2 separate regions of the Homo sapiens genome follow, and region 1 is linked to region 2. A link is an interaction called in ENCODE POLR2A ChIA-PET data of the cell type or tissue named here. Cell type or tissue: OCI-LY7. All regions are shown on one strand. Links, peaks and the distances in the headings refer to the core of each region. The heading gives the core; the rest is flanking DNA.

Region 1 (2,927 bases), core at 157-2,656, 160 kb before region 2:
TGGGCAAAGTTGGATAAAACACTTCTCTATGTCTCATTCTTCTTATAAATAAAATGGGGATGCTAATAATATCACCATTTTACAGACTTATTGTAATGATTGAATGACTTAATGCAGGCAATGTACTTTAGCATAGTGCCTGGCATGTCATAAGCCCTTAATAAATGTTAGTTATAGTTGTTGCAGGTTAGTGATTTTTAAAGTGTGGTCCCTGAACCAGCAGCATCAGCTTCATGTGGAAATTTACTAAAAATGCAGATTCAAAAGCCCATTTCAGACTTTCTGAACCAGGAACTCTCAGGATGATTGAATTGAGTTTCTCAGGCCATTGAATCCTTACAAAAAAAGTCTGTAACATGGTGACATTATTAGCATCTCCATTTTGTTTATAAGAAAAATGAGACTGAGACAAGTGTTTTATTCTACTTCACCCATCTAATAATTGGTGGAACCAGGGTTGTGAACTCAGGCTGGGGCCTAGCTATCTGTGTTTTAACAAACCCTTTAGAGAATTCTGATGCTACATGCTAAAGTTTGGGAACCACTCATGTAGATGCTTCTAAAATCTCTTCCAGTTCTGGAATTCTATTATTTCATGCAAGGTTATACATTTATGCAAGGCCCCCAAAATTATTATTATTCATGCATGTTGTTCCACAAACATTTATTACATCTCCCTTCATATTGAGATCTGGGGCTAAAAAGCAAAGTAAGACATAGCCTGTGACCTCAAGTAGTTTATAGTCTATCTCATTACCCTTAATTTATAAGTTTTAAAATATCTTATTTGTAAATTTTTCTGCATTGATTCATGGCTACTATTTACTATATAAAAACAGTATTCTTCTTTAAAAAAAATCTGGTGGTTACAGTTAGAGTAAGATATTAGCTAAGTGACCTTGAAACTCAGTTTCTTCATTTTTAGAATGAGACTAGTAATACCTCATTCACTAATTTGTTGTGAAAATTAATATAATTAAATGGGATGACATGCATGAAATGACAGTTTGTTATAAATGTCTAAAAATGGTCAGCTGGGTCTCTATTTGAACCTAGTCATAATTAAGTATTGTTGATTAGTATTGATTTGGCTTTATAGTGTATGTTGTTGATAGTCAAAAAAAAGAAAAAGGTTCAATTCATTATATGTTGAAATCTAGCTCCTCAGTGCTATAAAGAGCATACATCACTTTCACTTTCTCTTTTTCAGAACTCAGGTGTTGAAGACCCTCTTTGTAGTTCAGAAATAAATCAGAGAAATAGCTGGTGTGTATCCAAAAGGCCACATTAGAGCTAGGAATCAAAGAAAAGTTTAGACCAGCTACAGTCTCCTCAGCTATTTATGGTATAACTTTGAAATTCCCTCGGAAACTTCCCTTTTGATTCTGTCTCAGAAGATGTTATCTGATTAACTAGGCAGTCTACAGATTGCAGAAGAGTTTCAACTCTCTTTGTTTAAAATCAAGGACCTGCCCCTGAGTGTGAACTGGAAATAGAGCCCTTAAAGTCACCCAAATTCAGTTCAACAAATGCCACGTTGCTGAAAGACCATGATGGACTGCTTTTGAAGTTAGTGGTTTCTTCAACCAACAGGGCTCACTCTGAGTTTGGAAACTTTCTACGCATCAGGAGAAGAATAGCAACAATCCTATTCATTGACATGAAGCATTCTGCCTGCTTTTCCTTTATCCACCCAAACTAAAGAGAGTGTTTCGTGAAACTTCTTGGGGTGAGATTTTTAATGTGTGCCAAGATCTTGCTGCTCTGTTAAGTCCTGGCCAAGGAGGAAACAGCTGCTGAAAAGGCTAATGCGTCACCTTGAGTCTTACCTACAGATAGGAGCATGCCTTCTATTTATTGAATCACACTCTTTAGGTACTAGCCCTTCACTACTGCTCCTGACCTTTCGCCAATCTCCACTTGTTCAAATCTAAGTGGCACCTCACTTGTCAATGAATCCATGTAAGCCCTGGAGTTTTAACAAAACAATAGTCCCAGATTCTAAGGTGTAAGACAGTAAATTAAGATAATGTTTTGAGGGCTTCGATGTTGAAAATCTAGATCTTGATAAGTGCTGGAAGAGACACGGTCGAAGATGGCTTTTGTCTACTTGGGTAGCTAATTTGTTTACAGGGATGTTCTGTAGGGATCTGGAATTTAGCATCTTCAGACCTCAAACCATCATCATCTTAATTCACTGAGTGCCTGCTGGTGTGTGTGTGTCAGGCCCTGCGCGAGGAGTGTTTCTTACTTGACCTCATTTCAATCCTCACAACTCTGCAAGGTTGATTTTATCAATCCTATTTTATAGGGGAACGATATCAAACCTCAGCCTGGTCACATAACTTAGCTAAAAATTAATGGCTAGTTCAACAAAAATGAGATTGGTCTTCAGGCCCATCTGACTCCAGAACCCATATCTTTCCTAATTTATTTAGTGGAACAAAAACAAATCCATGTGCTCACAACAGAACACTGGGTATTAATTGCTCCCTCTTTTGTACCCCACAAGACCTTTCTTCCATCTGATGGGTCATCAGACCTTATAATGGCACCTTTTAAATGGATTTCTTTCTGCCTTCTTCTCCGTCTGCATCTCTAGCCCTCTCATTACAATCAAATAAATAAAATTTCCTCCTATCATTTTCTGCACTCCAGTTTTCATGGCCCTCCAATTCATCCTTCATGCTCCTCTTGGAGTCATCTTCCTAAGACTCAAACCTGGTATCTGTATTTAGATTTAGATGTTACAAGCAATGGAAGTAAAGTATGGCAAGTACTAATCTCAGAAGATAGCTAGGTACTATGGGCACTCAATGAAAGGCTCCTAAATGGTTAGGAGCAAGGTTTGGGGAGTAGGAGGTAGGAAAGGCATCCTGAGGGAAATAATAATTGAGCTGATACATGAGGGTTAAAAAAGGATTATA
Region 2 (2,927 bases), core at 174-2,673:
AATATTTATCTGTCTTGTTCGGATACTACCTCAATATGATAGTCAGAAAGGAAAGGAGACCTAGCAATGCCTGGTTTCCCTGCTGGGCACTTATACACACATTATCTCATTTTATTGCCATCACTAATATTTGTGAGGCTCTCACATCCAGAATCTGAATGATAGGATGAATCATACTCTAGAGTTTGTAGCACATGATTGACAGCACAACCTGCATAGGCCCTTTTAAATTTAATTGTATGCATTTTTTGTCATCTTCACCTCCCATACTCAATGCCACTTGCCATCTCTTCTCTCATCATGCACATTCAATCTCATATATTTAACGCATGTCATTCCATCATCCATACCTTTATTCACAAGTTTGTGTAACAATGAACAACATAAAGTATTATTTTGTGTTTTGTATAAACTGCATTGTGCTAAGCCTTTTATTTTGCTTTTTACTTTTTATACTCTATATTACGTTTGTGAACTACCCTCATTGACACATGTTGATCTAGTTCCTTCTTTTTTATTGAAACACTGTATTTCATAATGTACATATACCACATTATGTTCATCTGTTCCCTGTTGATGAACATTTGGGTTGGTTCCAAATCTCTGCTCTGACAGATATTAGTAACAATGTTTCTTTGTGAAATATTTTCCAAGATAATTGCCCAAGCATGGGATTTCCTGAGTTATAAGAGAAATGCATATTTCATTTCACTAAAAACCACCAGACTGTTCTCCAAAAGCTTATACTCTCAGCAGTGCATGAAGCTTTCTGCTTCCCCATTTATTATCAACATTTGATAGCATATTACTTACTTATTGCCTATTGTTGAGAGAAAAATGAAATCTCATTTTAATTGCATTTTAAATGACTGCTAATGAAGCTAAGCCTCTTTTCATGAATTTATTAGCTATAAGGATTTCCACTTTCTGTGAATTGCCTACTCACATCTACTGTTCCTTTTTCTGTTAGGCTGCTGATCTTTTGTTGCAGATTAGCAGGGATTTCTATGCATTCTAGATGTATATCCATTAACAGTATGTAATATTTTATTATCAATATACCGTGTAGATATTTTATTTCAATCAGCCCCATTGTATTCACTAGATAACTTCTTATATGCCAACTGTTGTTGAACAAATGTTTTTCATTTAAATACAGTAAAAAGCCAACAAAATTTCCCCTTTATGGTTTTTAGACTTTTGTCTAAAATAATACTACTCCTTCCACTTCCAGAAAGCCCCCATGAAATGCTCTAAGGACCCCGCTCTCCAGGAAACAGCTATAATTAATGAAAATTGTATTAAAACAACGATTTCACATCTCTGAAAATTGATCTAAGGGCATATGCAAATAAAGAAAGATTTATTCAAGAAAATTTACCAAATCTCGGTAAGAACACCAAGAGTCTGGCACTTGAGCCACCACCACTCCTGTCCTCATTCATCCATATTTCAGTGCAATGCCTGAAGCTCCAATCTGGGTGGATGGCCAAGAAAACAAGGTCCCTCAACTCTCGGCCTCCAGTTAAGTAATACGTTATCTTCCCAAGAAGGGCAGACCAACAGCATTTCTCATCCCCTCCAGCTCCAAGTTGCTGAGGCTAAATTCTAGATAAGTGTGGCCAAAATACAGTGGCTCCTTTCCTCCACTCATCTCATACTTTTAGAGGCGCAGGCTTGGCCCCAGATCTGGCAGGCTGAAAATAATGAGATCGTGACTACTCTTGCCTCAGCTTATTCATGCAACAGAGATTCCATGCTGGAAGAGGCAAACCAGAAGAGCAGAGGCTATCACCTCCATCCAGTGCCCTGCTTGTTAAGCAGGAATGTCACTCCAAGAGAAGTTTGACACTGTTTTCTTCTCCTGCTCCAGAACAGGGGCTCCAAGATTTTGTTCAGGGGCAGAGGTGCTCCCTTTCTATTTTTTCAGAAGAATAGAAAGTTCCAAACTTCTTCCTAAAGAAATGGGCTTTATTTGAAACACAGTATGGGGAAGTTCAAGCCTAAGGTCACTCTCAAAAACAATGAAGATTTTGGTAGTAAGGAATTAAGAGGAGGCTGGTAGCTCATTTGAGTAATGAGGTAAACTGTAGTTTGGCTAGAGACTGCTAAGGAGAGCCCTCCAGGGGTCAGAACAAATCTCAAAGACTTGCCTTAAAAACTATCTCTGCAAAGGGCCCAAATTCAATTGTATCAGACTATGAAGTAAGTTAACATCCTGTGCATTATCCAAAACAACAGAGCAATCAGCCAGTAATTAATGGAGCATAAAAGCTGAGTGTGATACTAACAGAAGCAGATAGCTGAACAGAGAAATTGGGGAAATATACAGTCAAAGCAAGCCCTAATAAAGTCACTATAATTCCACTATGACAATTTGTAATAGCATATAAAATAAAATAATTAGGCAAAGATTTAACCAAGTTTCATGTACACTGAAAACTACAAAACATTGCAGAAAGAAATTAAAGAACACCTAAATAAATGTTCATGGGTTGGAAGATTTAATATTATGATGATGTTAATATTCGCCACATTGAACTACAGATTCAATGCAATGTCTATCAAAATTCCAGCTACCTTCTTTGAAGAAAAGGATGAGTTAATTCTAAAATTAATACAGAAACGAAAGAGACCTGGAATAGGCAAAACAATCTCAAAAAAGATACTATTAAGAAAGTGAAAAGACAACCCACAGATCGGGGGAAATTTTTTCAAATTATTTATCTGATAAGGGTCTAGTATTTAGAATAATAAAGAACACTTACAACTTAACAACAGAAAGACAAACAACTCAATTTTAAAACAGGCAAAGGATTTCAATAGACATTTCTCCAAAGAAGCTGTACAAGTGGCCAATGGAAATAAAATGCAAGAAACATATGTAATTTTTTATTTTTATTTTTATTTTTTTGACATGGAGTCTC

The links. Peaks named below come from ENCODE experiments on the same cell type or tissue, not always from the same donor. Only the 100,000 strongest peaks of a DNase experiment are listed, where the experiment ranks them.
Region 1: POLR2A ChIA-PET joins it to region 2 with 5 read pairs; 1 of 35 experiments calls an interaction of 5 or more read pairs at or near these places.

What each region holds. Positions count from the first base shown.
Region 1 is chr6:47,196,636-47,199,562 of GRCh38, forward strand. No RefSeq gene overlaps it. Among named protein-coding and RNA genes, the nearest start is that of TNFRSF21, 110 kb to the right of the region's middle. In OCI-LY7, for the core only: no CTCF peak of the experiment used is centred there; DNase peaks (open chromatin) are centred at 1,226 and 1,486; H3K4me3 peaks cover 917 bases; H3K27ac peaks cover 961 bases.
Region 2 is chr6:47,353,448-47,356,374 of GRCh38, forward strand. No RefSeq gene overlaps it. Among named protein-coding and RNA genes, the nearest start is that of TNFRSF21, 45 kb to the left of the region's middle. In OCI-LY7, for the core only: a CTCF peak has its summit at 2,429; no DNase peak of the experiment used is centred there.